Linked DNA regions of Homo sapiens: regions 2 and 3 are each linked to region 1. Evidence: read pairs that join two places in POLR2A ChIA-PET (ENCODE). Cell type or tissue: CD4-positive, alpha-beta T cell. All regions are shown on one strand. Links, peaks and the distances in the headings refer to the core of each region. The heading gives the core; the rest is flanking DNA.

The links. ChIA-PET counts read pairs that join two places held together with the same protein. Peaks named below come from ENCODE experiments on the same cell type or tissue, not always from the same donor. Only the 100,000 strongest peaks of a DNase experiment are listed, where the experiment ranks them.
Region 2: POLR2A ChIA-PET joins it to region 1 with 6 read pairs; 10 of 35 experiments call an interaction of 5 or more read pairs at or near these places.
Region 3: POLR2A ChIA-PET joins it to region 1 with 6 read pairs; 10 of 35 experiments call an interaction of 5 or more read pairs at or near these places.

What each region holds. Positions count from the first base shown.
Region 1 is chr3:156,519,422-156,529,708 of GRCh38, reverse strand. It overlaps KCNAB1 (potassium voltage-gated channel subfamily A regulatory beta subunit 1), which reads right to left. Exons shown (of 14, transcript NM_172160.3): 12 at 5,762-5,882. Among named protein-coding and RNA genes, the nearest start is that of SSR3, 31 kb to the left of the region's middle. In CD4-positive, alpha-beta T cell, for the core only: no CTCF peak of the experiment used is centred there; a DNase peak (open chromatin) is centred at 4,997.
Region 2 is chr3:156,676,178-156,686,464 of GRCh38, reverse strand. It overlaps TIPARP (TCDD inducible poly(ADP-ribose) polymerase), which reads right to left. Exons shown (of 6, transcript NM_015508.5): 2 at 7,851-8,808. The coding sequence starts at 8,767. Among named protein-coding and RNA genes, the nearest start is that of TIPARP-AS1, 5.6 kb to the right of the region's middle. In CD4-positive, alpha-beta T cell, for the core only: no CTCF peak of the experiment used is centred there; a DNase peak (open chromatin) is centred at 5,264.
Region 3 is chr3:156,660,656-156,670,942 of GRCh38, reverse strand. No RefSeq gene overlaps it. Among named protein-coding and RNA genes, the nearest start is that of TIPARP, 8.8 kb to the left of the region's middle. RefSeq lists an enhancer at 9,418-9,467. In CD4-positive, alpha-beta T cell, for the core only: no CTCF peak of the experiment used is centred there; no DNase peak of the experiment used is centred there; H3K4me3 peaks cover 554 bases; H3K27ac peaks cover 1,378 bases.

The DNA of each region.
Region 1 (10,287 bases), core at 2,211-7,210:
AGTTGATTATTCCTCCTAAATATTCCTCTAATCAAGTGGTTTTCAAACTTTGGTATGCATCAGAATCATCCAGAGGGCCTGTGAAACACCCATTGTTATGGCTCACCCGCTGAGTTTCTGATTCAGGTCTGGGGTGCAGTCTGTGCATTTTTAACACACTCCTAGGTAATGCTTATGCTGATGCTGCTATCTGGGACCATGCTCTTTTTTTTTTTTTAACCAACTTTATTGAGGTAAAATTTATACATCAAAAATTTTACCCATTTTAGGTGTACATTAAATAATTTTTATAAATTTACCAACCATCATTTTTAAGGTGCAACCTTCACCATTTTTAATGCAGTTTTATAACATTTCCATCACCCTAATAAGATCCCTACCTCAAGTACCAGGCAGCCACTGATCTACTTTTTGTCTCCAGATTTGTCTTTTCTGGACATTTCATCTAAATGGAATCATACAATAGGTGGTCGTTTGTGTCTGGTTTTCACTTAGCATATGTTTTCTAGGTTTTTCCGTGTTGCACTATGTACCCGTATACCATTTCTTTTTGTTGCTAAAGAGTATTCCATTGTGTGGATACAGGGCTCAGTTTGACAATGACTGCTTTGGTTCAGCTGTCTTCTCCGGTTCAGCTGTCTTCTCCTCCTCAGTCACTGCTGCCCTCACTCAGGCCCTCACCATCTCTCTCCTGGATAACTGGTTTTCCTACCTCTTGCTTGAATTGTCCCCTTATATTTCCCCCATACAGCTCTCATCCAGCCAGCAGCAGTCTCTCTAAACACAAATCTGATCATATCACTTCCCTAGCTAGTGCCTGACATAACTCATTGTCCTGTAAGATGAGGTTCTTAATTCTTACCTTGGCAAACCTTATTTTCTAGCCTACCTCTGCAGCTTCATGGCTCCCTACCTTGAACTTTGTGCTTCAGGAGCACTCACCTGTCTTTAAATCCTCTCCATCTCCAAGCATCTTGCTGCTTTTCTCCTCTTCCTCTCCCTTCATTCTGGGGCACATTGCTCAAGCTGTTCCTTTTGCCTGGAATGTCCTTTTGCCTTCCCCTTTCTTTTTGCCTCACTAATATTTGCCTGTCATTTGAGATTCCCCAAAGGTATTGCCTGCTCCTAAAGTACTTCCCTGAATTCCAAGCTCCTACTCTAATTCCCTTATCCCCTGTTCCCTTCTTAATATGATGACCTGTATTAAAATTATCTGTTTATTTTCTTGACTTGCCCACCAGGCTGTGAGGTATGCCTTATTTGCAGTTGGATGCTCAGCCACCAGCCCAGTGTCTTGCACAAAGTAGGAACTTATTAAATGTTTGTTGAATAAACATAGGCATGGATGATTGATGGATGTCCCCAAGCACATCTTCTGCCCCCATTTGGACAGCCATATTGTCAACTGATACTCTTAAGCTGTTACCGTGTCCAGGCCTTTTATGGTAATCACTGAATTTCCACATGGGCAAAATACAAAATAGTGCTGTATAAAAGTACCAATCCAATCTTTCTCTCTCTTTTTTTTTTTTTTGACTGCATTATTTGCTGCTTTGCACTGAGAACTATTTTTGGCCTTAAAGGTAGTTCTGAGGACAAAGCAGGTTCTAGGTAAATTATTGCCCATAAACTACCTGACTACTCGAGGTCACCAACAGCTGATTCCCCTAATGGGCCTGTAGGGCACAGGAGAACCCACTGGGCAGAGCTGGTTACTTCCATGGTAGCAACTGCAGCTGATTCTGGATAATTAGCACCTCTAACCAAGTGTCACTAGCAAGTATGTCCAGAGTGCCTGTTCACTAAGAACAAAGTATGAATGCTGGCTCCAGTATACCTGTGTGACTTGGGGAGCAGGCACACAGTTGGGTTCAAGTAGTTTGCTTTCTGCCGGAGGATCCCTCTCCCACACTCTCCTAGCAGATCAAAGATAACGTGCCTGGAAATAATTTCCCTTTTGATTCTGAGAGTTTTGTGGCTATAAACAAAATTATTTATTTACAAAGAAAGAAGTGACAGGTGAGAAAGACATCTGAGAGGACAGGAGGAAAAGGGGAAAAAAAGCATGTTTTAATTTAAACTCAGATCCTGTAAAGAAGGCATTTCATGTATATCTAATATCTAGTAAGAGTCTAAATCTTGTAAAGATTTCCTCTGTAGAAAGAGAGTGTTCTTTCCTGTCTTTCAGGGCTAAGTTTAATACTTCATGTTACTATCTAAAAACCATATATGATTGTGCAGAATATGTTTCTCTGCATATTACTCTGATTGCTTGCCATGGCTAAGAGCAGACAGAATTTCAAGTTTTGCATGTCTACTCTCTGCAAGAACATTATCATCTTTATTAGCACTCACTGAGCACCTACTTTTTGCTTTATATATATAATTTCCCTTTACTCAACTAGTTTGTAAGATATGTATTATTATACCCATTTTACAGATGAGAAAATTGTTACCAGGTTAAGTAACTTGCCTGTGGTCAAATAGCTAATATGTTTTACTGTGCTTGTTAAAGCTGTAGAGTTGCTAAGTAATAACATTAAATACATTGTTTGATTTTATTTTATTTTTTGAAGAAAGGATTAAAGCACCAGTCATACATATACTACGGTACATGGCATTTTCCCCCCTCTAAAATCACCTCCCATTTCTATCTTTCTATGACTGCTAATTGCAACTAACATTTCTCTGCCTTCCAACCTCTGAAGAGTCAAGCTACCAACAAATATTCTATTAAATTATTTTATTTGCATAGACCTTATCTTGAGCTTTTTATCTCATTGGGTTAGTGTTTCTGATATGTCCCAATTCCTGCTATTTCTTAATCTTTAGGATTTTTTTTTTTTTGTCTAGAATCAGCACCCATTTTATTCCTTTCTCATAGCTACCACATGAATTCTTTTATCTCATTTCTTCATTTATAAGTGGAGATAGTAATAGAAAATCCTCCACTAGCATCGGTAAGATATGACTAGTAATAGTATAGACCTCCGCGGATTGTTATGGTGATGAAGGAGACAAGACAGTGAGAGTGAGCCTGAGGTGCTTACTATAGAACCTGACAAATATCCCCTAGTAAGGGAACCAGAAGTCTCAGGGCTTTTCTGCCCAGTGTGTAGCCTTTGGCAGCACGTGGCTATTGAGCATGCAACGTGTGTCTAGCCTGAATTGGAATGTGCTTGCTCTAGGTGTAAAATATATGCTGGATTTTGAAGATTTGTAGAAAACAAAGTAAAATATCTCAATTTTTAATATTTATTACATGTTGGAATGATAATATTTTGGCTATATTGGGTTAAAGAAAATCCATTATTAAAATTAATTTCACATGTTTCACTTTAATGTTTTAATGTGGTCACTAGAAAATTTAAAATAAGATACAGTTATGCATCCCATAGCGACAGGGACACGTTCTGAGAAATGCATTGTTAGGCGTTTTCCTCATTGTGTGAACATCATAGGGTACTTATGCAAACCTAGTTGGTATAGCCTACTGCACATCTAGGCTATATGGGATAGCCTATTGCTCCTAGGTTCCAAATCTGTACAGCATGTTACTGTACTGAATACTATAGGCGGCTGTAACACATGGTGTTGTGTATCTAAACATAGAAAAGGTATGGTAAAAATATGGTATAAAATGGTATACCTGTGTAGGGCACTTACCATGACTGGAGCTTGCAGGACTGGGAGGTGCTTTGGGTGAGTCAGTGAGTGAGTGGTGAGTGAATGTGAAGGCCTGGGACATTCTTGTACACTACCATAGACTTTGTAAACACTGTGCACTTAGGCTACACTAAATTTATTTTTAAGATTTTTCTTTCTTCAATAATAAATTAACATTAGCTAACTGTAACATTTTTACTTTATAAACTTTTAATTTAAAAAAGCTTTTGGTTGGGCACAGTGGCTCATGCCTGTAATCCCAGCACTTTAGGCGGCCAAGGCAGGCGGATCACGAGGTCAGGAGTTAGAGACCAGCCTGACCAACATGGTGAAACCCCTTCGCTACTAAAAATACAAAAATTAGCCAGGCTTGGTGGTGCACACCTGTAATCCCAGCTACTCAGGAGGCTGAGGCAGGAGAATCGCTTGAACCTGGGAGACGGAGGTTGCAGTGAGCCGAGATCGCGCCACTGCACTCCAGCCTGGGCGACAGAGCGAGACTGCGTCTCAAAACAAAAAACAAACAAACAAAAAAACCTTTGAACTTATTTGTAATAACATAGCTTAAAACACAAACACATTGTACAGCTGTACAAAAGTATTTTCTTTATATTGTTATAAGCTTTTTTTCTATTTTTAAAAAGTGTTTTTTTAGCTTTTTAAACTTTTTTTTTTTTGTTAAAAACTAAGACACAGACACACTCATTAGCCTTGGCCTACACAGGGTCAGGACCATCACTATGTTCCACCTCCACATCTTGTTCCTCTGGGAAGTCTTCAGGGGCAGTAAAACACATGGAGCTGTCATCTCCTGTGATAATAATTCCTCTTTGGGGAATACCTCCTGAAGGGCCTGCATAAGGCTGTTTTACAGTTAACTTTTTTTTTTTCCTAGTAAGAAGGAGTAACACTCTAAAGTAAAGATGAAAAGTATAGTATAGTAAATACATAAACCAGTAACATGGTCATTTATTATCATTATCAAGTATTATGTACTGTACATGATTGTGTGTGCTAGACTTTTATATTACTGGCAGTGCAGTAGGCTTGTTTATTATACCAGCATCACCACAAACACACAAGTAATTCATTGCACTCGGACCTTAGGATAACCACAACATCACTAGGCAATAGCAATTTTTCAGCTCCATTATAATCTTATGGGATCACCTACATATATGTTGTCCGTCGTTGACTGAGACACCCATGATTGAATGTGGTTCATATTATCTTTCTCTCAAACAGTGGATGTGGTTTGGGGTTTTCTTTTTTTTTTTTTTTTTTTTTTTTTTTTTTGAGATGGAGTCTTGCTCTGTCACGCAGGCTGGAGTGCAGTGACGCAATCTGGGCTTACTGCAAGCTCCGCCACTCGGGTTCACGCCATTCTCCTGCCTCAGCCTCCCAAGTAGCTGGGACTACAGGCACCCACCACCACGCCCGGCTAATTTTTGGTGTTTTTAGTAGAGACGGGGTTTCACTGTGTTAGCCAGGATGGTCTCGATCTCCTGACCTCATGATCCGCCCACCTTGGCCTCCCAAAGTGCTGGGATTACAGGCATGAGCCACCGTGCCCAGCCGCGTGTGGTTTTCAATTGTTACCAGCAATCATGACCTTTCATGGACTCCACAGCATTAGAAGAACAACGTTTATGGCCTTCAAGAACTTTCAGGGTGAAGCTATTTCTCTAGGATCAGCTTTTCATGTGGCAGTAGCCTTGGGCCTGTCACAGCCCTGTATCTCATCTTCTCACCAACCCTGGTTTAGTTTTCAACAGACAGAAATTTGAGCCAGAAGAAATGGATGTCACTACACAGTTCACCCCTGACATCTGTGATAGTGTATGTTATCACTGACATGTTCTCATTTAAACTATGTTATAAGAGCAAGGAGAAAGAAGTAAGAAAAATTTGCTATCATGTAGAAAATTCTGGGGAACCTCAAATAACTCACTTTATATTTAGCAGGAGTTTATGCTTCAGAGATCATCTGTCCCTGCAATAGACATTTTATCATGGTAAGGGTGTGGTCAGCAATAGAAAACTATGATCTCAGCAGAAGTCCCTCTACCACCCCATAGCTTAGTAATTTTCTTACCAACAGCTAGCTGAGGTAGTGTGCATCCCAGACGCTCCGCAATTGGGGAAAGGTCTTTTAGCTTGTTTTGCTGTTTTCTCCCTTCTTCACTTACAATTCTTTCTTTCAACCACTGGTAGCACTGGGGAAAAGCATAACATTGAAATGTTAATGTCTGGTAAAGATCTGATGTCAAAGAATGGTAATTCAATAAAATATGTGAACCTCATAATGATTTTCTGAATTTTTTGACCCTTATGTTTCACACTGACAGGGATGATTTCATGCAAAGAAATGTTCCTCACGATCTTGCTCCTTGTTTATTGGTTCAAAACAGATTGATTTTGACTAATATTCACCATTCAAATTGATCAGCCTGCACAGAAGTTGTTATAACCCTGACCGTGACATACAAGCACTTAAATCCTAGCCTGTCCAATAGAAGAAGTAACGTTTTTTATTGGGATAGCCCAACTTTAGAATGTAGCAAAAAAAAAAGTACATTTACAACTTACCAAGATCTATTATGTCTCCTTTTTATTAAGAAAGCTGGGTGCCAAGCTTTCTGCTCAAAGAAAACCACTATTTTACATTTTTGTTTAACTATTTTTCTCCCCCGTGCTTTCAATTCACTGCTAATCTCTTATTCTTTTTATAATGGGGCTTTGTTGTTAGCTTCTGCAGCTTCTTCCTAGAAGCAGACATGGCATAACTGATAGGTACTGAGTTGGTTTTTAAAATTTTAAAGTAGATAAAGACTTTGCAAATGTTATTACCTATTGTATAACTATTGAAACTTAAAAAAGTAAAGAAACTCAAAACAGGAAACTATTCTTTAAAGCCAATGAGAAGAAACTGACCCTGATCTATAGACTACAAAATGAACCTAATTTCCTAAATATAAAGATAAAAATCTTTTAGAACTTCTCAATGCCTTAGTTTCCAGAAGGCTCTGCTCTTACTATGAGAAAGGGAACAATAGACTCTTCTACATAAAGCGAGCACTTAAGCAGCAACACCCAGGGGAAAAGAGTATTTGTAAGAGTGTTAGTCTGTTTTAGGGAAAACAATTAAAAATCATCACACTGTGTGGTAATGTGGACTTTCTCTCTTGCGTGTAATTGTGACATAATACATAATAGCCATCGCAGATCTTTATCTTCCCAGAGACCGCAGAATGCTCTGCAACAGGCAGTGGGCCATGGACACTGCACCCACATGATTTCAATAGGCTGCTGGCTTTTGTTTTTTGAGCATTTTTTCATTATTCTAAGACAATATTTCCAAAGAAAAGGGTAACCACATTATGTTTTATTGTGATTTTTTTGAGTTATTTTGCCGATGAGAAAAGGAGAAGGGCAAGCCGCCCCAGTTTTGTCTCCTAAATCTCAAAGGCTTATGGGCTGGCTCCTAACCTGGTAGCCTGCTTGAGGAGATGGCTAAAGTTTTCCCAGCCTTAGCTCTGAGAAGCCTCAGCTTCTTCAAAAAGAAGAGTGGCCTGGAGCATCTCTCCAGAGATGACATTTGGTGCCAGTGGTGATGAGGTGGGCATTGTGAACAATGGACACTGCCTTGGGGCCGGGGCAGACTTCCTGGGCCAGAGTGCTGTCTATGTCAGAGAGTCCCTGAACTTACTTTTGGTGTCCTCAGTGGGAAAAACATCACCAATCCTCACTAAAGTTTCATAACATCTTTCAGAGGACCAATATCTCTGAATGTTATTCAAACCGACTAACAAAGATTGAAAACTAATAGCCAACTGCTTTTTGAACAATTGCTTCTTATTAGTATTAGAATTTCTGAGTTTCAGTATATACCATGCATGTAAAGAGTGGTTGGTTTATCAATCAATCTTTTGTAACTTTTCCGTTTTTGAAATCTTGTATGCAGTGCATTCTCTTTCTTAGGATTGGGTTACAAGTTCTATTTATGTGTGTGTGTATATGTGTATGTGTGTGACACACACATACACACCATTTTCAGAGACAGACTTCCAAAAGTAAAAAAAAAATTAAAAAGAAAAAAGCAATTATTTATTGAGTCCCAATCCATGTTCAACACCATAAATCTCATTGTTGCTTTAACCTATGGAAATACAAGCAGATTAGGGTTTTTAAAAAGTAGATGCATAGTTTTTATACTGCTTTCCTCATACCAAAGGAAACAAAAGTGTGTTGGAAATAAACAGCTTTAACTGCTTTACAAATGAGAAAATGTTAGCAGAGATAGGAGATGAGGCTTAATTAAAATGTTAATTAAATATGGAAGCAAACAAGTGTGTTTTGTAGGAAGGTTGGAGGTGGGTGTGGTTGTGGCAGTAATAAACCCTGCTTGCTGACTGGACAGTAATCTATGAATCAAAAGGTGAAATCTCCTCATCCAACCCTATTCTATCACCCCACTGCACTGCAATGATTTGATTACATGTTGGTTTTTCTAAACCTAGCAGATAGAAGCCAGGGATGGCTTGTTGTTCATGTCAGCATCTCCAGTTCTGACACTTATGGCTGGCAAGGAGGAGGGGCTCAACCAATATGGTGGTCAGGGAGGAGGCAGAGAAACCAGAGTTCCGTGGAGTCAAAATAAATCTCTTCCCGTTTTTCAGATTGATCATGACACCTCCTCCCCAATGCAGTGTGACTCTGCCAGCAGTCCTGTGGGACTCCACAGGGCTTGTGGCTTCCATATTATTTCATAATTCACCCCTTCATATGTCTGTCCCTATTACAAGTCCCGGAGCTACTCCTTGAGGGTTGAGACTGTCCCATTCATCCCTGTGTCCTCAGCACCCAGCACAAAGTCTGGGTATACTCATTAAATATTTGTCAAAGGGACAATTGAATGAGCTTTGCTCTACAGATTAGTTGGCTATTAGTTTTATGTATGTTACAAAACTCTAAATTTTCCTAAAGCCTATTTCTTTGCCCTCTCCCAATGCTATGATGATTTTATATGTCCCTATTTCATAGGTATTGATATTGGGGTAAGAATAGTCTGTGAGACTTGCCCCAGATCCCTAATTAGTTGTTAGTTAATCTTGGATTGAACTCAGGCTGAAACTGGAGCCATGGACAGAATCAGTCACATTTCAGTTCTGAACACTGTCTAGAATAATTTAACAACCAAGATCGTTGACTATTTTACTTAAACTTCAAAGTCTTTGACTCAAAACAAAAACAAAGTCACTAATGAGGTTGAGATCTCTAGGTAAAATGCTAGAGCCGAAAACTTGCCTTCTGAAATTTTACCATAATGTACAATATGCTTAGTTTCTTAATATGAACACTTGATGTACTTGGACCACCCCTCTCTCCCAACTTTGATTCATCGAGGTGTGCATGCTTCTTATTTTTCTTTGACAGAGGGGTACATAATTTTGTAATATTTTTTCGAGACAGGGTCTCATTGTATTGCTCAGGCTGGAGGGAAGTGGCATGACCTCAGCTCACTGCAGCCTTGACCTCCCAGGCTCAGGTGATCCTCCCACCTCAGCCTCCTGAGTATTTGGGACTACAGGTGAGCATGATACCTGGCTAATTTTTTGTATTTTTGTAGAGATGGGGTTTCGTCATTTTGCCCAGGCTGGTCTCAAACTCCTGGGCTCAAGCGATCTGCCCACCTCCACCTCCCAAAGTGCTAGGATTACAGATATGAGCCACCACACCTGGCCTATAATTTTTCTAGAAAGCATTTTGCCATCAACAGGGAGGAGCTGCCAATAAATTTTATTGCACTATTTATTTCTATTTAGAAGCTATACACCTGGTCTCTTGATCAGACTTTATTGATTTTGTTATGGCTCATCAAATTAATTTAACAAAGACTTATGTACCTCTTACGTACTCATCAGGCTCTGTGATGAGTCAGATGAGCAGGTTTCAGTTTGTGTCCTAGATGTATTCACAAATCATTACCTAGTAACATGGGAAGTGTTTTTTTGTTGGGGTTCCACTCCTGTCAATGATTTCCTTACAAGCTATGTCTTTACTGCCTTCTAATGGAAAATGCCATGACAAGATGGTGCACAACCTGAGCTGATCACAGTACCTTACCCTTTTGGCCACTGTCATTGGTCTCACAGGGTGGCACATGACCTAAGCTTGTCCAGTCATCTCTGGACTGAAGTTGGTAAAGAAAAGATTGCTTTTATCTTAGGTTACATGCCTTTAGAAATGCAAGCCTGCAACCACCAGTTTTCCTGCTCCTGGCCTCATTTATAGTAGAAGAAAATGACACCCACATGTAGAGAGAAATAGAGAAGATGGAAAGTCATGACAATGTACAAGTCCATGGATGCAGTCATTGCTGAGGCCACTCCGTACTTCTCAAGGATTGTCTTTGTGAACCAATAGAGTCCCCATTCTCTGATCAGATTTTGTTACTCGCAACCAGAGAATTAGAAGACCCTGTAAGAAGTGTTCGTGGAATAATAGAGAAGGTACAAATAGCTCAGTTTTGTAAAGTTATGACAGTCTTCATAGAGAGGAAGACAACCAAGCTTTGTCTTTAGCAATAAGAAGGGATTCCACAGGAGAATGAAAAGAAGG
Region 2 (10,287 bases), core at 3,062-8,061, 160 kb before region 1:
CATCACTCTGATAGTTCTTTAAACAAATTGCTAGAGAAAAAGACTTCCTAGAGAAAAGACAGAGAGTCTTTTTATTGTCTAGGTTTTATAAGCTATAACAAAACCTTTCAAACATCGTCTTAAATTGGTAACTTTTTCTGAGGGAGTTGGATTCTACAAAGCCAAGTTTCTATGATAGATTCAATTTTATCAATTAGTTAAGAGAGTCGAAATTATTTCTGAGTAACAAATTTGTAGAACACTTTACATAATGCTTCTGATGTCTGCCAGCATTTGGATAATCCAAATGTCAGAAAGCAAGCAAGCAAAGTTCCTTCTGTTTCACATACTTTACCCTGACTCTGTTTCACATACTCTGCACAGATTCAAGGATGTCTTTCTTTTATTAGGATGAGTAATTAAACCTTAGAAGGCAAACCCAGTGTTTATCCTGTGCTAATTTTTACTCTCTAAATGCCTGGTAATGAAAGAGCTAAGCCAGGTGACACTCAGAAACCAAAGACCAACCACAGCAGGAAATTATTTAGAGTATTTTGTGCCATTTGCCCTCTCTACACCTTGATCAGCTGCAGGAACTGTGAAGATCACAGGGTGCATGCAAGATTCTGAAAGCACATGCACTACTGCAAGCAAAGTTCACCCTTTGGTCCTCACCCTTGCCATTCTTCACTGACTGTTCAAGTGCTAGTGAAAATTTAGACCAAAGATGATCATCCAAACTCTTTGGCTATGTCGTATAAGTGGGACAATTTAAGAATTCTTCAATTAATTCAAAAAGAAAAGCTAATGTAATAAAGAGAAATTCTTGTAAGTGTGGTCTAAACATATTTTCTAATCATTACCAGAAGTACTATGTTTCAACATAAGATTACTCACAAATCCTTCCTTATACTCAGAGGCAATAGCACCAAAACAGAGGACTTCAATTTGCATGAAGAATACAAATTTACTGAACTCTTCCTCAGACAACTTAGTCATGGGAGATTCTCAATACACTCCTTACACAACTTTTTGTGGTACACATACTCGAAAGTCACTGGTTTCTGTAGAAGGTGAAAAGGAATAGTTGCTCTAGCATTCTCACTCTTGTAAGAACTTATCCTTTCATTGTGATGACCATGCAAAGGTTCTTTACTTGTCAAGTGGGTGTTACCAGTAAGTAAACAGCATAGAGCAGAGAAAGATCCAGGAGACAGACACATTTTGTTGTGTGGAAACGGCAAATAGGAATGCTTAGTTAACTCTCTTCAATGCTTGCCTTAGTAACAGTAACTAGCTAAGTCAGCAAGGAAAATTGGAAGTTTCACAAATGACAATTAGAAGTTTACTAACGTCATCAACTTCTAAAATTTGAGTTCCTAATCACAGAATTGATTATATTTAGCTCAAGTCTGCAATACTGTCCTCTTCACAGACTGAATATAAATCTTTACAAACAGAATTTATTGTACATAAAATCCTTAATTTTCAAAAATTTCAAAATGTATTTCAGAACCTACCACTTGTAATTTCAAATTCACTATTAACAAGTGAATTAATCTCAAAAATTTGAAGCTTTCAGTTACTGTGTCAGGGATTGAGGTGGATTAGGTTTAACGTTTGAAGGAAGAAATTTTAAATTGGGGTGAGTCTGTATACGGTATAATTCTCAGTCCCTAGAAAGCACTGTCATAAACAATCTATAAATATAAAAATAAGCCCTATTTAGTTTTGTTAAAGAAATTCCTTCACATCACTGGGCGCAGTGGCTCACGCCTGTAATCCTAGCACTTTGTGAGGCCGAGGCAGGTGGATCATCTGAGGTCGGGAGTTCGAGACGAGCCTGACCAACATAGAGAAACCCTGTCTCTACTAAAATACAAAATTAGCTGGGCATGGTGGCGCATGCCTGTAATCTCAGCTACTCAGGAAGGCTGAGGCAGGAGAATTGCTTGAACCCAGGAGGCGGAGGTTGCAGGAGCCGAGATTATGCCACTGCACTCCAGCCTGAAACTTGGTCTCAAAAAAAAGGAATTCCTTCACATCTAAAATGTGGCTTGTTTGCTCCTAGAAATGGTGAACTTCAGAAGTATTTTATTCCTTGTACAGTTTCTGTTTAAGGTGTTGCAAAGTAGCGGTAAAATCAAGATCTCAGGCTATCACCTATTTCAAACCCAGAATCAAAGGGAAAATGGCTTAACCTTCAGCACTGTGGTCTTTTTCAAAGATACAAAATCTCTCGAACTCACTTTACCTTAAGACCCCAATCTTATTATAAAAGAGAAACTCTCCTACTTTTACAAAGTGAGTTTCTTTCAAAACTTTTACAGTGTCCAATTTGAACTAGCCATACAAGTTGTGCCAAAATAATTATCTTGCAATTTGAAATATGTTTTTTCCTTTGCAAAAAATGATATACACATGTACTAAGTTTTCCTTCCACAAAAAGACAATTGCAACTCACAAATTGGAGACTGATAATTATTAAAGGTTGTTGGCTAAGGTTAAGAGGACTTAAGGTCCTAATTTAAATGCAATCCAGAATCATCACCATCAGACAAAGGATGCAGAATCTGGTGGTCTCAAATCAGGAGATAAAAATAAAAGAGACCATGGGAAAAAAGTCATAATCTCAAATGGCTGTATTTTTGTAGCATTCCTTGAGTAGTCAAGGTTTGCATAGACTACATACTGCTTTATCCTTTAGGAATAGCACCCAAACCCAGAATAAAACTAAGGATCACTGACCATGATTAGAAATACACAGAAGAACTTATGAAGTTTATCTTTACTTTATGGTAGATTGTAAATCTATGATCTAGAAATTCTAGTATAATAGGATAATTCTAGTATAATAGGAAATAGATTTACAGGGACACAACAGAGTTATCAGTCAAAAGTCAGCATTTTTTTTTTTGCATGCCCACTATGTGCAGAATGAAATTTTAAATGCTGAATGGAGTTACTACTATAAATTGAGCACCCCAAATCTGAAAATCGGAAGTGCTTCAAACCCAAAACTTTCTGAGCACCAAGATGATACCCAAATGCTCACTGGAGCATTTCGGATTTCAGATGCTTAACTGGGGTACTATGCAAATATTCCAAAATCCAAAATCTGAAACACTTCTGGTCTCCAAGAATTTTGGATAAGGGATATTCAACTTGTATTCCTTTTTTTTCTTACTTACAATAAAAAGTAAGAGCTTTGGATTCAACTCAATGATAAAATATATAATGTATCATGCAATTATTTTTAGGGAATGCCACATAACCTTACAAGCTATTTCCTCCAACTGTCTGATTTAAAAGTTATAAATCATTTTGACAAGGTTCATTTTCATTACCATAAATACATCAGGAAAAGAATGACCCCAACCTGAAGCCAGGTGGCAGCTGCTTCAAAAAGTCTAATCTGCTTATTGATGAAAAACCAAAAAGGGAATAAATAAATGATTGCTATTGATTGCCATGACAGCTCTACACAGATCCAGTAACTTCTCTGGGTTAGTATAGACAGAAGCCAATTAGTTTTATTTCATATGTAAATAGTAGCATAAAGAAGTACAAAAAATAATTCATTGGATTGCTTTATCCTAAAGCACAAGGCACACATTTTGAAAGTCACTTCAAACACAGTTCTTGCTTATGGAGCTGTCTTTCTCTTAGGCAGAAATTTTTAAAATAAATTTAAACTCATCCAGCTGTGTATATTCAAGAACTACCAAAAAGTCACAAGGCATAGTAAGTTTCAGCTGTTCTCCTCTCTCCAGTGTTATCAATAACACATAATGAGTTAGTTCATACATCATCACAGCTGTGCACGCCAGAGCTAACTTGGCTAATTTAACTACTCCAGTAGAGTTCAGTCAGGAGCTTGCTCTAGTTTAGCTAATTCACTATGCAAGTCATATAGGGACTGTAACAGTATATGCTTTTTATGATCATTAATATACATTTCTCTTTTATATAGAGTTTCTGTGAAGTCATCTAATGGTATTGTCCCTTGGACAGAGTTTAAAAATAGACTTCTAAGGGCAATTAGCAATCAAAATCACTCAGCAACTAAAACTATGACAACACTCTAGCCTTAAGCCTTAAAGCAACTAAAGCTCCCTCTTTTATCAGTGAGCATTAATCCCAAAAGAAAAAAACCCTGTCCTCTGAAAAAAATTAATAATGGATTCAGGGTTTGCAACTTTCCTCTTCCTCTTCACCTCCACTCTCTTTCAATAAATTCAGAATTAGAAATAATCATTGGTCACATGTGCACCTGCAGGTAGCCTCCAAAATAAGGTTTGCAGTGTGTCCCTTCTTGACAGGTGGAAATAAATAGAAAATTGTTCTGGCTCAATTTAAAATGAATGTAATATGAAACTAGTGGTGATCTTGTTTGCTAAAGAGAGATTTGCACAACCTCCATAATTTCAATTATCCACAACAGTACTCCACAGTGTGCAAGGCTCTTTTAAAACTGCTTAATTCTGCCATCCAATGTCATCGTCTACTAAGGATGAGTGCCTACACTGTTCCAGACTCTGTTTTCTTAATCGAAAACACAACACTCAATGTTGTTTCTCAACTGTATATTTGGAATTTGGAAATTCTCCAAGGCTCATCTCGTGTGCAAAAAAGAAGCCTCAGCATCTATATCTGGGAAGTACATACACACTAGTATGCAGTTGATGTTGGCAATGAACGTTTGTAGATGTACAAAAGCAAAATGAGAAAGCAAAGTGGGATTACATCATAATTTCATTACAAGGAACAAATAAGCATGTATTATTGAAATCCTTTTTTAATGTGCTTTTAGTATCTAAGCATCTTGACTAAAAAGTTGGAAAGGTCCTGTGAATTTATCTAGTTCAACTTCCTTTCCAATTTCATTCCTGAGAACAAAATGAACACTATACATATAATTTAGATTTAGGTATTAAATCCAATACATTTGCAAAGCTAAATAAAAGATTTTATCTGTACAGTTTGAAACTATGAACTTTCATCTCTGCTAGAGACCCAGAACTATGAACTTTCCCCAAGTATATCACACAATGAAGATGTTATGGATACAGAATATGATAATGATTTACCAAGCCATATAAACTACTGAAAACAGTGGGATAAACAACTGCCATTCATTATTTCTGAATCCAAAGACTGCTGGTTCCAACTTCGACATATACACAGCTGAACACACACTTCCTGGTTATGCGCAATCTGCACAGATAGACCAGCTTTACAGGCCTGACCACAGAGATTAATAGCTTTAGCCAAATAATGTGGTAACCATGTGAACCTGGGCTGCTCCAGCTTGTTTGTGAATCTCTCAGCAAGGCTCAACATGCCGTTATCTGCATCTTGTTGCCAGGAAACACAACATCGCTTTGGAATACAAGGAAAACCAGGTTGCAATGACCACAAGTCAACTTCCCAAAAGCCTAATTTTTGACACTTAGCTATCTACTATATTACAACATTTCTTCCTGTAATCTTCAGAGAACTTCACTTTACTAGTAATTTAACAGTTAATACTTTTTGCTATTTTCCTAGGACAGGACCACTTATTACCACTAACAATGTAGTAGGAGCAATGGTAATTATAATACTTCACTCACACTTTTCTTCTCCCAAGTGTCAGATAAACATTAGTTTACTTCATTAAAACTGATTTGGAAATCAAGCACCCACTGCAACTACCTCATAATACAACAATGCAGGCTTATGGGCCTATATCTATGTCTATTCTTAAGCAAAACAATCTTACCAAAGGATAAAAAACAGCCATATGCTCCTGACCTAAGAATTCCTGGATTTTCTGGGATCAAAATGATTATCTTGCCTTGTTCTCATGGTAACAGACTGTCATGTGTTGGCCAATAATCCTGCTAGTTTCTTCCTGATCAATTCAAACAGATAGAAACTTAATGTACCAAGATGCTGAAGTACTCAGCAGACTGGAAATTTGCTTCATGAAGGTGAAGTGGGAGCCGCTGTTCTGCAAAGTTTTGCAATCTGGAGATAGAAGGATTAGAGTGGCTTTGAGAGTATATAAAATTAATTACCCTTGACATAGCAATTAGAATTGCTAGCTCATGGGCAACAGAGATTTTGGAAAATACCTTATTAAAAAGATTTTTAAGATAAAATGGAAAAACATTTTTCTCTTCCAATGCCGGCTTAAAAAAATAAGTTAAAAGTACTTAGCTGTATTATAAGATTTTCACTACTGAAGCAAGGTGGAATCTTGAGTGTAATATATTATCAAGATAATACATTTATAGTCAGGAAAACTACACTCTTGATATGACCTTACTTTTATCTCATAGGGTCTTCTATGTAATACTTTTGAATTTGGGCTTTATACTGTTTCTCTTCTTGTTCAGCACTTCCCTTTTGAAACACAAGATGCAAAGTTCTAGTCTCATGATAATTAAGTTGCTAAAAAGACACATGGATTTATGTACTATATAACTGAAATATTAAAATTATTAAAAGACAACCATTTACCCATTACTGAATGGGAACGAGATAAATGAAAAAACAAAAAACAAACAAACAAAAAAAACCATGTTTCTGTAATGCGAACAAGCTCTGTGGGCACCAGTCAGAATTCAGAAGGTTGACATGAAGACTACCAGAATCAGACAACTTGGAAATGGTTTACTGCAACCATTTGCTGACTCTCTAGACACATAGGTAGTGTAAATCAACATATCTGTGAACAAAGATGACTCAAGGAATTGTTTTCTCTTGGACTTCTGGGATGGTATATTCAGTGTATTTTCCCCTCCAATATGGGTCATCTCAGTACTATACCAGGCCATTCATTAGTATGAAGCTGTTAGGTTGCCTTCATGGCCTCCCCAATCAGGGAGCATGGACAGAAGTGTTCTTCTCTCCCTTTTAATTTTAATCCTTACTCTTGGTCATACACAAATAGCTATTAACACCACACACTTTAGCTCCTTCTATGCTACAGGAGAAATAACTTACAGATGTAAACATTAATGCTTATTATATAGCCATTTTTGCACTAGCAACTTTACATGAGGCAACTATCATTTTCTTCATTTTAAAGTTTAAAGAAGAATTCAGATGTGGAAATACCAGTTGCCTGCCAGTGAATGCTGCTTAGACATCCATACTAAAAGAACTGAGTTATGTGTATACACACATCTTGTGTACCAAAACTCAAGGATAATTGTTTGAGTATTAAACATACCTTACCATAAATTCATCCCTTCACTGATTGTTAAAGGACTCTTCCAGGTTAAAAAAAAAATACCCTAAATTCTGGAAAAATTTATTTTATCTATAATATAAACTTAATGGTGAAAAGTTCCAAGGAAACTAATAAAAGATCCAGAAGTATGGGAGGAACTTCTGAATCATTCACAGAAAAGATGTTTATACCATTCAAAATGAAGAGGGTCACAAACATCTCTCGACAATACTATTTTTCTTTAAAAAATAACAGCTGCTCAATGTGCAGAGCTTTAAAATTAGATAAATTAGGAGATTCATTATTTATGTTATAGTAAGATTCGCCAGACTTTCTTTCAAAAGCCAGCTTTCCTTGGGTGATTAAAACAGTATTTGATTCACAATATTTAATGTATGTGCAACTTCTCAGTCACACGCACGTTGAACTGACATATGAATTGTTCAAATCGTAAAACTTTCATTGTCCGGTTGAGTTAATAGCCTGCATTCACCCACCATGAAAAATCAGGACAGCACAGTCAAAAGAATAATAGTGGAAAAAAAGAAAACCTGTTACTACTGAAAGAAACCACCCTACTAAGCTTTTAGCTTCTTTACCTTCTCTATAGCATTTAACAACAGTTCTACAAGTTGTTATAAATACATACCCATACTTCATTCTCATTCTATCATTTTCTGGGTTACAGTAAAATCTTTCCAAGTGCTCCTGAGAATCATTGAATACACTCTGCCACTTTTGAGTAGTTGTCCTTTTGATCTGCCAATGATATGGCAAGACAGTGTGGTGCTTCAAACAATCCCTGCCATAAATACAAGTGCCTTGCAGAAAGTCCATGCAAATTTCAATTCCGTTCTCTTGGTGAGTGTGGTACTGCAACTGGTTCACCAGCTCAAACACGAGGTCAAGGGAAGCCTCTTCACTTTTGTCCTGAAAGAGCTCAGTACTCAGCTTATCACTGGTGTCCAGAATGTATTGGATTGTAAAACTGTTTTCTTGGAAAATGCCTGGAACATAATCTATGACTTTGTCTAAGCAGTCAGGACTAGTAGGAACATCACTTGAAACTGGGTGCAAAAGATCAGTCTGGAAGTGAGCTGGTGTGGAATCTGCCACCGTCCCACTGAGGGTTTCTGATGGAAAGCTGTGATCTTGGATTGGAACCACTCGTTCTGGAGCTTCAGTGGAAGGATGGGCTTCCGGTATCTGGTCCCCAACATTTGTCCTATCAGGAATCAGAACAGACATATTATTTTCTGCTGGTGGGCATGATGAATTGATTTCCATGGCTTTCTTCATCATAGGTTCATGTAAGCTGTTCTCATCTGTACTCTGGTTCCTAGATCTAAAAACCCCATCAAGTGAGCCAGATTCTAGAAGAGTGTTTAATATTGGCCTCAAAGACCTCAGGGTTCCAGTTCCCAATCTTTTCTGATCCTTTTTCTTAAAACAAGTCTTCAATGGAGTGATCTTCTCAGAGAGTCTCATTTGGCATGAAAAGTCATCAGGAGGAGAGGGAGGCTGCACTACACAGTCTGGCTCAGGTTCGGTGGTTTCCATTTCCATAATGTGGATTAGCTCCAACTGCTCCTCAGAGTCTAAAAATCCTACGAGGAAAGGAAGGAAGATGATCATTTACAAACTGACAGCAACTGGATTTCATTCATTCATTAAAATGTTTTGTTTTTGTCCTGACTGATTCCCTGAAACCATTCCTCTTATACTATATTTAGTTTTTACAAGTCAATTTTAAATTTTATCGAGAAATTAAGGCTCCAAAGCACCCAAGGCTATTCAAAAGCACACAGCAGGTAAAAGTAGAAGAGTCTTTCAACAGGCCATTGGCATGCATTTGTGGACTGAATACATAAGAGTTTGCAATTCTGCTAGGTTAAGAATTTCTACTATAAGGTTAGAGTGGGGTGGGAAATGGGAGGTAGAAATAACTGTATCTAGATGATGACAGCAGGGAAACCACATTTCCACTCAGCTTTGCGGTTCTCTTTATAGTTGTTTATGTATCACCTATCTCATGAGTTGACAAAAAGTTTCTTTAAAAGTTCATCAAATGAAAGATAAACTTCAAACTTAAAACAGTGAGTCAATTTAAGGGTATAAGAACATACACAAGTAACAGGGGCTCTCAATTGAAATGTTCTATGGGAGAAAGCCAGGAGTCTGTTAAGCATTTCTATATTCAGAAAGCTCTAATATACTATCCAAGAATGTTAAGAGTCTACTTTTACAACCCCCAAAAACATTACCGCTTCTGATGGAATACAAGGGTGTGTTTAGTAACAGAAGCCCCATTAGCAACAACCACTGCACGATGTGTCAGAAGACAAGCACAACTTGGTAACACAGAAAAAGCCTCCTAGTTCTTGCCTTCAGAAAAGTTACATACATACATTTTTAAAGAGCAAATGAAGGCATACTATAGAAAAATAAAAAAAAAATATAAAACACACACCAAATTTCAGATTCCTAATCAACTACTGAAAGAGACGAAAAAGTCCTTTCTTCCAAGAATCAGACCCCTTGAAAAAAACTGAAATTTGAAAACATTTACTGAGATTGTGCCAGGTGAGAAAGGAATGGTGATGAGCAATTAATCCTCTTCTCTCTTGTCCAATAAACTGAAAGAGATCTGTGACGCAAGGTCCCATGACTTAATCAAATATGCATCCTAGGTGCCCAATAAAGTGCCTAGCTACCACAATGCACACAGCTGGTGTTCCATATATATTTTGTTGGCTGAATTAGTTAAGAAAAGCACATATTAAATGCTTAGTTCTTTGTTGTTTGTGGGTCAACAACAAAAGGTAAAACTGAGTGTCCCCAAAAGTGAATATTAAAAATTTAATTGGAGAGTCATAAATCTATGTGTAAGAAGTCCATCAAATTCAGAAAAGTAAAATACAAAGCAGTTTATAACGAAGTATTAAATTTACATGATAAGTACAAAAGGAAAAGGCAGAAAAAGGAGAGTTCACTGTAAGCTGGCATTGTTAGGGAAAGCTTCACGAAGAAGGAGGGATCTGACATGAGACATAAATCAACTGGAAAGGAGCCAAGCCAGGCGTTAT
Region 3 (10,287 bases), core at 3,517-8,516, 140 kb before region 1:
TCTTTTTTTTGAGACAGGATCTCACTCTGTCCCCTAGGCTGGAGTGCAGTGGCGTAATCTTGACTGCAACTTCTGCTTCCAGGTTCAAGTGATTCTCCTGCGTCAGCCACCTGAGTAGCTTGGATTACATGTGTGGGCCACTGCGCTCAGCTGATTTTTGTATTTTTAATAGAGACAGGGTTTCACCATGTTGGCCAGGCTGGTCTCAAACTCCTGGCTTCAAGCAATCCACCTGCCTAGACCTCCCAAAGTGCTAGACTACAGGCATGAGCCACTGTGCCTGGCCAAATTATCTTTAAATATGCTTATAGAATGGAAATATTTTAATTTCCAATTCCTTTTATTGATAATTTCTGTCATTCTTATCTGCTGGATTTCCCTTTAGCATGACTGATCAGTTATCAGTAGAGTACTTACAATGAACAGTTTATTAATATAAAAGCCATTCCTTCTTACTTGAATTTCAAGTGACCCAAGGCCTCCGGTTTTCATTTTCATTAACAGTAAGTGCTATCAAATGTAAATACCAATATTCTATTGCTTTCTGTTTTCATAATTGTTAGTTAATTTCCTAACATCCTTCTTGTGGAAAGATAATCATTTTTGGTTACCACATAAGGAAACTGTGAATAACATGACTCAGAGCAGAATGAAAAACCTGAGATTTGAAAACAAAGGCTTTAGTAGCTTTGCTGTACTAAAAGACAGTATTCCCCATGCTGTATATGGGAAATACAGCCAACTTGCATAAATGGCAGACTGACAACTCCTTATCTAAGAGAGCTAAGTCCAAGCTATAACATTTTCTATGAGTGTATATGTAAGAGTAATTTATTCTTTAACTCAAAATTGCGTATGTGCATGAATCTCATATATCTAAAGTGAAAGAGGCTGGATGCAGTGGCTCACACCTATAATCCCAGTGCTTTGGGAGGCCAAGGAAGGAGGATTGCTTGAGGCTAGGAGTTTATGACCAGCCTGGAAAACAGTGGGACCCCATCTGTACCAAATTTTTTTTTTTTGCAGGGACGGAGTCTTGCTCTGTTGCCCAGGCTGGAGTGCAGTGGCATGATCTCTGCTCACTGCAAGCTCTGCCTCCCGGGGTCACGCCATTCTCCTGCCTCAGCCTCCTGAGTATCTGGGACTACAGGTGCCTGCCACCACACCCAGTGAATTTTTTGTATTTTTTAGTAGAGATGGGGTTTCACCGTGTTAGCCAGGATGGTCTTGATCTCCTGACCCCGTGATCCGCCCACCTCAGCCTCCCAGGGTGCTGGGATTACAGACGTGAGCCACCGCGCCTGGCTACCAAAAATTTTTAAAAAGAAATTTGCCAGGCAGGGTGGCATGCACCTACAGTCCCAGCTACTAGGCAATTGAGGCAGGAGGATCACATGAGCCAAGGAGGTGGCGGTGAGCCATGGCCACATTACTGCAATCTAGCCTGGGCAACAGAGCAAGACCTTGCCTCAATAAATAAATAAATAAATAAGCAGTCTCATTACTGCAATCCAGCCTGGGCAGCAGAGCAAGACCCTGTCTAAATAAATAAGTAAATAAATAAATAAATAAATAAATAAAATGAAACTATTATTCTCTAGGCAACTGAAGTACTGCTGTTTTTAAACCTATAAAATTTATTATTAAAAATACTGTCTTGATGTTGTTATAATGAACCAACTCCTGGAACTTACCCAAAGGAAGATTTCCTATTTCCCTGAGAAGGAGTTCTGCACTCGTGGGATTCTAGAACAAGATAAGATTTGGGTGTAATTTATTTACTTCAAATATGATGTTGGCGAGAGAAGATTAGAAAATGCTCCTAGGGAATATGTCAAGCAACAAGGTAGGGAAGTTAACAAACGTGAATTAATGAATTAAAGGTAACCTCAAAGGTAGGTTGGTTTAGAGCCTGTCATGAACATGCTTTGATAAATGTAAACTTAAAATTCATATTTTCATAAGGTGATGGAACATGCAGCTTGCAGACCATTTCCAAGTTTTAAAAATATCTCTCAGTTATAGTTTCCTCCCTCTTGAAACTCACTTTTTTCTCTGCCTCTGACAAGGCACCAGAGTGCTTCTGTTTAGGAAAGGTGAGGGTTAAAAGGCCTAGTAGAAAATGAAACAGATAAAAGTGTGAATAGGACAAGTTCTAAAATGCTTAAGCAAGATCACAAACTATTCTGATTATCTAAGATTTGCATTTGTAAATTGCCTAATCATCTGCTTGACTGTTTTGTTTTCTCAAGATCCCTAACAGTCAAGTATTCTCTTGAATCCCCTTCAGTTTTGGACCTGTTGAGTAATTCTTACAGCACATACTGAAAGTACTGTCTGATCTAACTGGCTTTAGGTCTGTATGTGATGATTTCCTCAGAGAAATCCCCAGATGTTTTCCTGATCATTCAATCAATTGATTCAACACACATTTATCTAGCGGTAGTTATGCAATGGTGACTAAGACAGTCTCCACTTGTTAGTTTCTTGTAGGGAAGTCTGTGTACTGACCACCCAGAATCACTTGGGAAAGCCTGCTGCAGATGCCCCAGTCCCACCGTAGTCCTCCTGAATCTCAGAGAACAGGTCAGGAGAATCTGCACTTTGCAGAAATTCTCTAGGCACTACTGCTTTAAGAGCTCATAGTCTTTTAAAACACTTGGGGGTGGGGAGGAGGTGGCTTACGGGTGTGGCCAAGTAGGAAAACAAACACACTAGCATGGTAAGTGCCATAATAGAGATTTACATGCAAGGCCAAATACAGTCAGCCCTCAGCATCTGCACACTCCACATCCACAGATTCGTCCAACCATAGATCAAAAATATTTAGGAAAGAAAACAATAAAAAATTAATGCAAATAAAAGTACAATATAATAACTATTTACATAGCATTTTATTAAGTAGTATAGGTAACCTAGAGATTACTTGAAGTAGATAGAAGGATGTGCATAGTATGCAAATACTATGCCATTTTCTATGGGGGACTTGAGCATCCACGGATTTTGGTATCTTGGGGGTTCCTGGAACCATGTCCCTGAGGAACAGTTGCATAGAGATGATGAATTAAGCCTAACTATATTGTCAGAGAAGAGGATTACCATCAGCAGATTTCTTAAAGTAGCTAGAAGTATTATTCTTTAGAATGTTAAGAGACTCAGCTGTTTTTTACTTGGGGTACATCTAAAATCCAATAGAAAAAAAATTTAAAACCTCTACTCAAAAAAACAAGTGAATTCCCAACTAAAAGATCTTGATAATCGTGTGCAGAGATCATGTGAGTTAACAGCACTTCTACTTGTATGAATTTATCCTGAGGAAATAATTAGAGTTTATGTGCATGGGTTTGGTTACAAATCCCTTTCCTACAACAAATAAATTGTGACTGAGTGCTCATTTTAATCCAGCCCCAGACACAGTTCTCTGTGGGAAAGCTTTCTTCTCCCCACTTCTTATACTGTCAAAGACATTCTGGGCCATGAAGAGTTCCCACTTTTGCTATTCAGGCACTGAAAAGCCAACACTCTGTTTTTATAGTAAAGAAGGTTTTTGTTTTTTTTTTTTTGGTTTTTGTTTTTGTTTTCCCCAGCACAGTAATAGAATTTAGGAACTGAATTCATTAATATCCCTTGGCAGCCTCACTGTGCAGTCTCTTGTACACAGCATACGTTTTCATGTTGATGTCCAAATTCAATATGGTGATTTTGGCAGACTGGACATCCTAGCCATTCACTAAAGAGAGATCATTCTGATGCTCACCTGCCTTTCATCTCTGACTCCTCCATTAGGCAGATAGCTCCTGGGTTTTTAAACTGGCCTGCACATGAGAATCACTTGAGCCACTTTAAATAAATATATATAAATAATATATATTGTATAATAAATATATTTATTTATATAACTAATAAATATAGTTATTTATTATATAAATAAATATATATATTTATTATATATAAATAAATATATATATTTATTATATATAAATATATATATTTAAATTTCATGGGCCTTATGCATTGAATAGGGACTGTGTTGTATTTGTCTTCTCCTCTTTGGTTCCCAGTAGAGCACTGGACATACATCAGGTAATCAATGACTTCACTTATTCATTCAACACATACTCTTGAGCATTTGTGTTCTAGGTACTTCTAAGTGCTAGGAATACAGTAGAGAATAAAATAAATGGTCAACTCTTAACATTCTAATAAGAGGAAGACAGGTGGTATCAGGTGGCGATGAAAGCTGTAAAAATAAAATAAGACATGGTAAGGGTAGGACAACCACATACTTTATCAAAAAAGGACACTTTGAGAATAATTATTCACAATTATGTCAATATAGTACAGCTGAAATCAGGACTGTCATGGAAAAACCAAGATGTGTGGTCACTCTACATAAGGTGTTAGAGAGTGCTGTGGAAAAGGAAATGAAGTGTTTTTAAAAAATATGATGTGCTGTTACTAGAAGGCCTCCCCAAAAAGAAAACATTTAAGCAGTAGCCTGAGGAAAACGAAGGCATAAGTCACACAGCTATTAGGGAAAGAGCATTCCAGGTAGATGGAATAGCATGTGTAGGGACAAGCTTGGCATGTTAGAGGGAAATCACAGAAGCCAGTCTGATGGGAGTGGAATGAACAAGAGTACTGTTGATGAGGTCAAAGGGATGACCAGAGGCCAGATTTCATAAAATCTTTTAGGCTTGGCCCATAGTAAGGACTTTGGATTTTACCCTGAGACAGAAATCTATATAATTTACTTTTTAAAAGGATCACTCTGGTGTTGTGTGGAGAGGATGGAAAGAGTGAACACAGGAAGATTAGTTAATAGACCAAGCAAGAGATGATGGTGGCCTGGATCATGATAATGGAGAGAGGTGGTTAGATTCTGGACACATGCTGAGGGTAAAGCTGAGTGGATTTGGTGTATGAGGGAAACTGAAGAGCCAGAAATAAGTCCTCAGTTTTTGGCTTGAGCAACTAGAAGAATGGATCTGTCCTTCACTTAGATGGTGAAGATTGTAGGAAGAACATGTTTTGGGGAACAGGGAGAAACGATAATGTAGTTTTGGACTTGTTAAGATTGACACATATTAGATATTTAAGTGAGAAAGTTAGTAGGATATTGCATAATTAAATCTAAAGTTTAGGGGAGACGCTGGAGCCACTTGCTACCATACCTAAGAAAGTCCCCACTGTCAAACTTACATAGCAAACATGTTCATTCATCCATTTTACATGTAGGTTAATTAGGAGGTCTTAAAAGTGTGTTTTTTAAAAGAGGAGCAGTGGGCCATATTCTGCATTTGCAGAGGAGGGAGATTTATTTTCACAAAGTCTGGGAGTGAAGTGTTGCCCAGTAGTGTGTCCACTCATATCACATTTCTCTAGCAGAAGGAAGCTGTAATCCCTATAAACATGAGCGAATTTAAAGTTCCCATTACCCAATTGTGACCTCATGACCCCATTCTGGGAAGCTGACTAAGAAATGACTTTGAGGCTAAAGAAATCAAACAGTTGATATTTGTATGTTATGTGACTAAAGAAAGAAAAAATAGTCAGGCCAAGCATATGAAAATAAAAAATCGATACAGGCTCATGCAAGCTTCTAGTAATGTAAGCCTAAATTTGGCCTTAAAACAAAAACTTATAGTATCAATTAGCATTCCTATTATTCTTCTTGCCTACAGACTTTAAAGAAGCAGCTGTCATTTATTTTCAAATGCAAAACAGATGGAAATTTATGGTACCAGGGAAATCTATACTAAGCCAAATAAAACACTTGCAGCATTATTTAGTGTATGCATTATTTTTACTTCATCACCTGCCTGAGACTCTTTGGTTTTTATTTTTCACTTTCTGAAGAGTTAGCTAAATTAGACATCAAGGCTCTGAATGGCTTTTTTTCAATTATCAGTGTGTTTACATTGAAACAAAGATAACCTCTTGGTTTGAAAGTTTTGCAAAGTCACCAAAAAACAATGTTACTTTGGTTAAAAATAACTCTCTATTGAAATGAAATAAATGTCAGCATTAGAGAAATGGAAACCAAAACTTTTTATCAGACCTCAAGTTGAAAGGCAGGAAATGTTAGCTGCATTGACAGAACCCTAGGTACAGGGAGTTGGTGAAAATAAATAGTATGGTTACACAGATAAGTGACCCAGAAAAGAACTTGTTGGTTGACATGATTTTTATTTATTCTTCTATTTTGTTGAATGTCTGCTACAAGTAGTTGCTGGGCACGCAAGTAGTGAAAAAAACGGACATGATCTCTGCCTTCGTGTTGCATATGGAAGAAGACGTATTAACTCAAATAACCACTCAAATCAACTTACAACCGTAAACTTTAATAAGTGCTTTGGAAGAAGTCTTTCCTGGTGAAGAAACATTTGGTTGGCTCTGATGATGGAGTAAGCATGAACTAGGTCAAAAGGATATGGGTGGGAGCAGCTAATGGTGGTCAGGGGACAGAATGTTAAGTGCAAAGCCAGAATTGTGAAGTTGTGGCATGCCAAAGAGAGCCACTGTGTCTGCAAAATAGAAAGTGAGAAGGAGAGTGGCTGGAGATTACTTGGGAATGTAGACCTTCAGGCCTCCTAAGTAAGAATTCTGAAGAAAAATGGATGTCATTGAAGTGCTTTAATTAGGAAAATGACATGATTATATTTTAATTTTTAAAAGTAAAGCTGTAATGAGGGGAACTTTCACTTCCAGTAATGAATTAGGCAATTCGGCTAACACTCTTACCAAGTAAAACCACAAAAGTTGGACAAAATATTTTGAAAATTACTCTGAGAGTTAACATGACAACATCTGGGATAATATCTGGGAGAAAGAAACTCGGAGAGGTGAGTAGAGCATTTAGAACCACTTTTCCGAAGAGGAGTCTGAGAAGCTTAATAGAAATTTTAACAGACTAACAAGGATAGGGAGATAAAACTGAAGTTCAAGGAAGGTAAAGGGAAGTGATGTCAGGTTTTGGGTTGGGACCCAAAGGACTACATGAGAGTAAGGGTAACATAGAAATAGGCCAACCCTCCTGGAGGGTTGAACCACCCACTTCATATTCTCTGAGGCCTTCCAACTGGATTGAATTAAGGTGATGTAGGATTGCTACTGGCCTTAATCTCTTACCAGAAGCACCTATAAAAATTCCTTGAAGAAAGATAACATTCTTCTTGGTCTAAAACTATTTTTACAATGATCCAAATGCAATATCTAGCATTCATAAAAAATAACCAAGAAAGCATTCACAAACTGGTGGGACAAGTCAAAGGACAAAGAAAGCAAATTGAAGGTCCTCCTACAGGCCAAAATAGGGCAATTTGAATGATAAAAAGAATAATGATGGTAATTCATTAAAAAATAGTGAATAAAAAGAAAATCCATGAGTCTATAAAAATACTCAAAAAAAGTTGGGGGGCCTGGCATGGTGGCTCATGCCTGTAATCCCAGCACTTTGGGAAGCCAAGGTGGGTGGATCACTTGAGGCTGGGAGTTGAGACCAGCCTGGCCAATATGGTGAAACCCTGTCTCTATTAAAACACAAAAATCAGGTAGGCATAGTGGTGTGCACCTGTAATTCCAGCCACTTGGGAGGCTGAGACAGGAGAATCGCTTGAACCCTGGGGGCAGAGGTTGCAGTGAGCTGAGATCGCAGCCACTGCACTCCTGACTCTTTCTCAAAAACAAAACAAAAAAAAAAGGGAGAGGGAGGGGATACAAAAAAAGAGGGAAAGCTTTTCTTTATAGAAGAATGCTAGCTAATAAATGTGGACAGATTGATAGAATTGGAAAATCACCATTTTGAATCACAAAAGTAATAATAATGGTATACGAGGTAAACTGAAGAGCCAGGGATGGCTCTTCATTGACAATGAAAGGATTATCAATGTATACTAATGCCAATAGGTGAGAGGTTGGAAAATAGTCATAGTTTCCAAGTATCTCCTTATACATTACTCATTAATAACACAAAGAGATAATCTGACAATAGAGAAATCCAACACATATCACATTAACCAAATGATCAAACTTAAAAATGAATACTGATGGTACTAATGAACATTACGAGCCTTCTGATATTAATGAATAAGGGAGGACAAACCATCATCTATGTAGTGTTGTTGCCAAAATATTTAATCTAAACCTAAGCATTAGACAAATCCAAATAGTAAGACATTCTACAGAACTCTTTAAAAACTATCAATGTCATGAGAGGGGAAAAAAAGGCAATGGAACTATTCTAGATGAAAGGAAAGTAAAAGCTATGCCTAAACCTAATATAGATACAGGATATTTTAAAATGCTATAAAGGATGTTATTTAGGCAATTGAATAAATTTGCAGATGTACTGAATATTAGATATATTGTGGTATCAATGTTAAATTTCTTGAGTGTGATAAGAGAGATATTGTGATCATGTAGGAGAATATCATTGTTCTTAAAAGAGATACATGTTGAAATGTGTAGGAAATGAAACATCCTTTTATATGTAGAGGACTTTCAAATGGCTCTGTAATATCTATATCTATACATATGCATGCAGTCTTCACTTTGCAGGACTGTAAAAAGATATGGTAGTACAAGATTATAAAAATGACCATGCAAGCTGAAACTACAAAGTGATCTTAATCAATGGGGAAAATCACAGTTGTTCTGTCACCTTTAAAAATGTTTACCAAAACATTAAGAACACTCTTACGGTCAGTCATAAATGCAGAAAATTGTAAAAAAAAAAAAAAAAAAAACACAAAACTAATTTGTATTTAGTGCACTGTAATTTAAAACATTAGAAATATTGAGGATTAAAGTGTTTTATTTCTTTGTTAAAACTTACCAAAGGCCAGGCATGCTGGCTCACACCTGTAATCCCAGCACTTTGGGAGGCCAAGATGGGCAGTTTGCTTGAGCTCAGGAGTTTGAGACCAACCTGGGCAACCTGATGAAATACTGTGTCTCCAAAAATAATACAAAAATTAGCCAGGCATGGTGGTGTGTGCCTGTAGTCCCAGCTACTCAGGAAACTGAGGTGGGAGTATGGCTTGCACCCAGGAGGCAGAGGTTGCAGTGAGCCATGATCATGCCACTGCATTCCGGCCTGCGTGACAGAGCAAGACCCCATCTCAAAAACAAACAAACAATCAAACAAACAACATCAACAATAAAAAGCTTACCAAGAATAATTTGAACAGTGTTGCTTCTTCTGATTATATAACTTATCTTATGGATGAAGCATCTTTTCTCCACTTTCACAAATCATCATATTCCTTTCTAAGTTTAGATTAGCTTACATTATTTTATCCTTTGCATTTTCAGTGTTGTGAAATGTTTCTAAAGAGATTTTCTAATTGTATCAATCTACCTACTTTTTTGTGAAGTTTTTTGGCAATGTCACTTCCTCTGGGACATCTTCATCCTTTTTTGTCACAGCCACTTTCTTCATTAATGTCAATAATTCCACCTTTACTAAGTTCCCCTGACTGCATACCTAGAGTCTTTCTAATGATCACAGTGTCAATATTGCCATAGCCAACTATCGTTTCTGTAACTCTATGTTTGATCTGAATTTCACATCCAGTGTTACTACTTTTCATGTTTTTCCTTCACTTTCATTTTTCTTGGCCAATTTCCTCTTTCTAATATCTGTTTTGTTTTGTTTTGTTTTGTTTTTTTGAGACAGAGTCTTGCTCTGTAGCCCAGGCTGGAGTGCAGTGGTGCAATCTTGCTCACTGCTACCTCTGCTTCCCAGGTCCCGGTTCAAGCAATTCTCCTGCCTCAGCTTCCTGAGTAGCTGGGATTACAGGCAGGAGCCACCATGCCCAGCTAATTTTATTTTTGTAATTTTAGTAGAGACAGGGTTTCACCATGTTGGCCAGGCTGGTCTTGAACTCCTGACCTCGTGATCCACCTGCCTCGGCCTCCCAAAGTGCTGGGAGTACAGGCATGAGCCACCGTGCCCGGCCTTTAATATCTATTTTTGTAAAATATTTTGTGAGTTTATCACTGGGAGACAAGGAAGTAACACAATTTCACGCCTTGCTGTCTGTGCATGAACTGAAAAACAGATGTGCAGTGATCAATTGCTGACAGATTTTCAAAGCAGTGAATGATTGGTCACTGTCATTGATGATGATGCACATTTGTTAATTACATAATGGTTGGCAGACTGAAGTTCTTGCAGTGAAGTTTGTACTTTGTGTAATTACATTTAGTAGGCATAGTCACCGAAATTTGAATCATGTCATTGGGTAACTGCCTTTGTGTATGTATGTGTATATGCATATATGC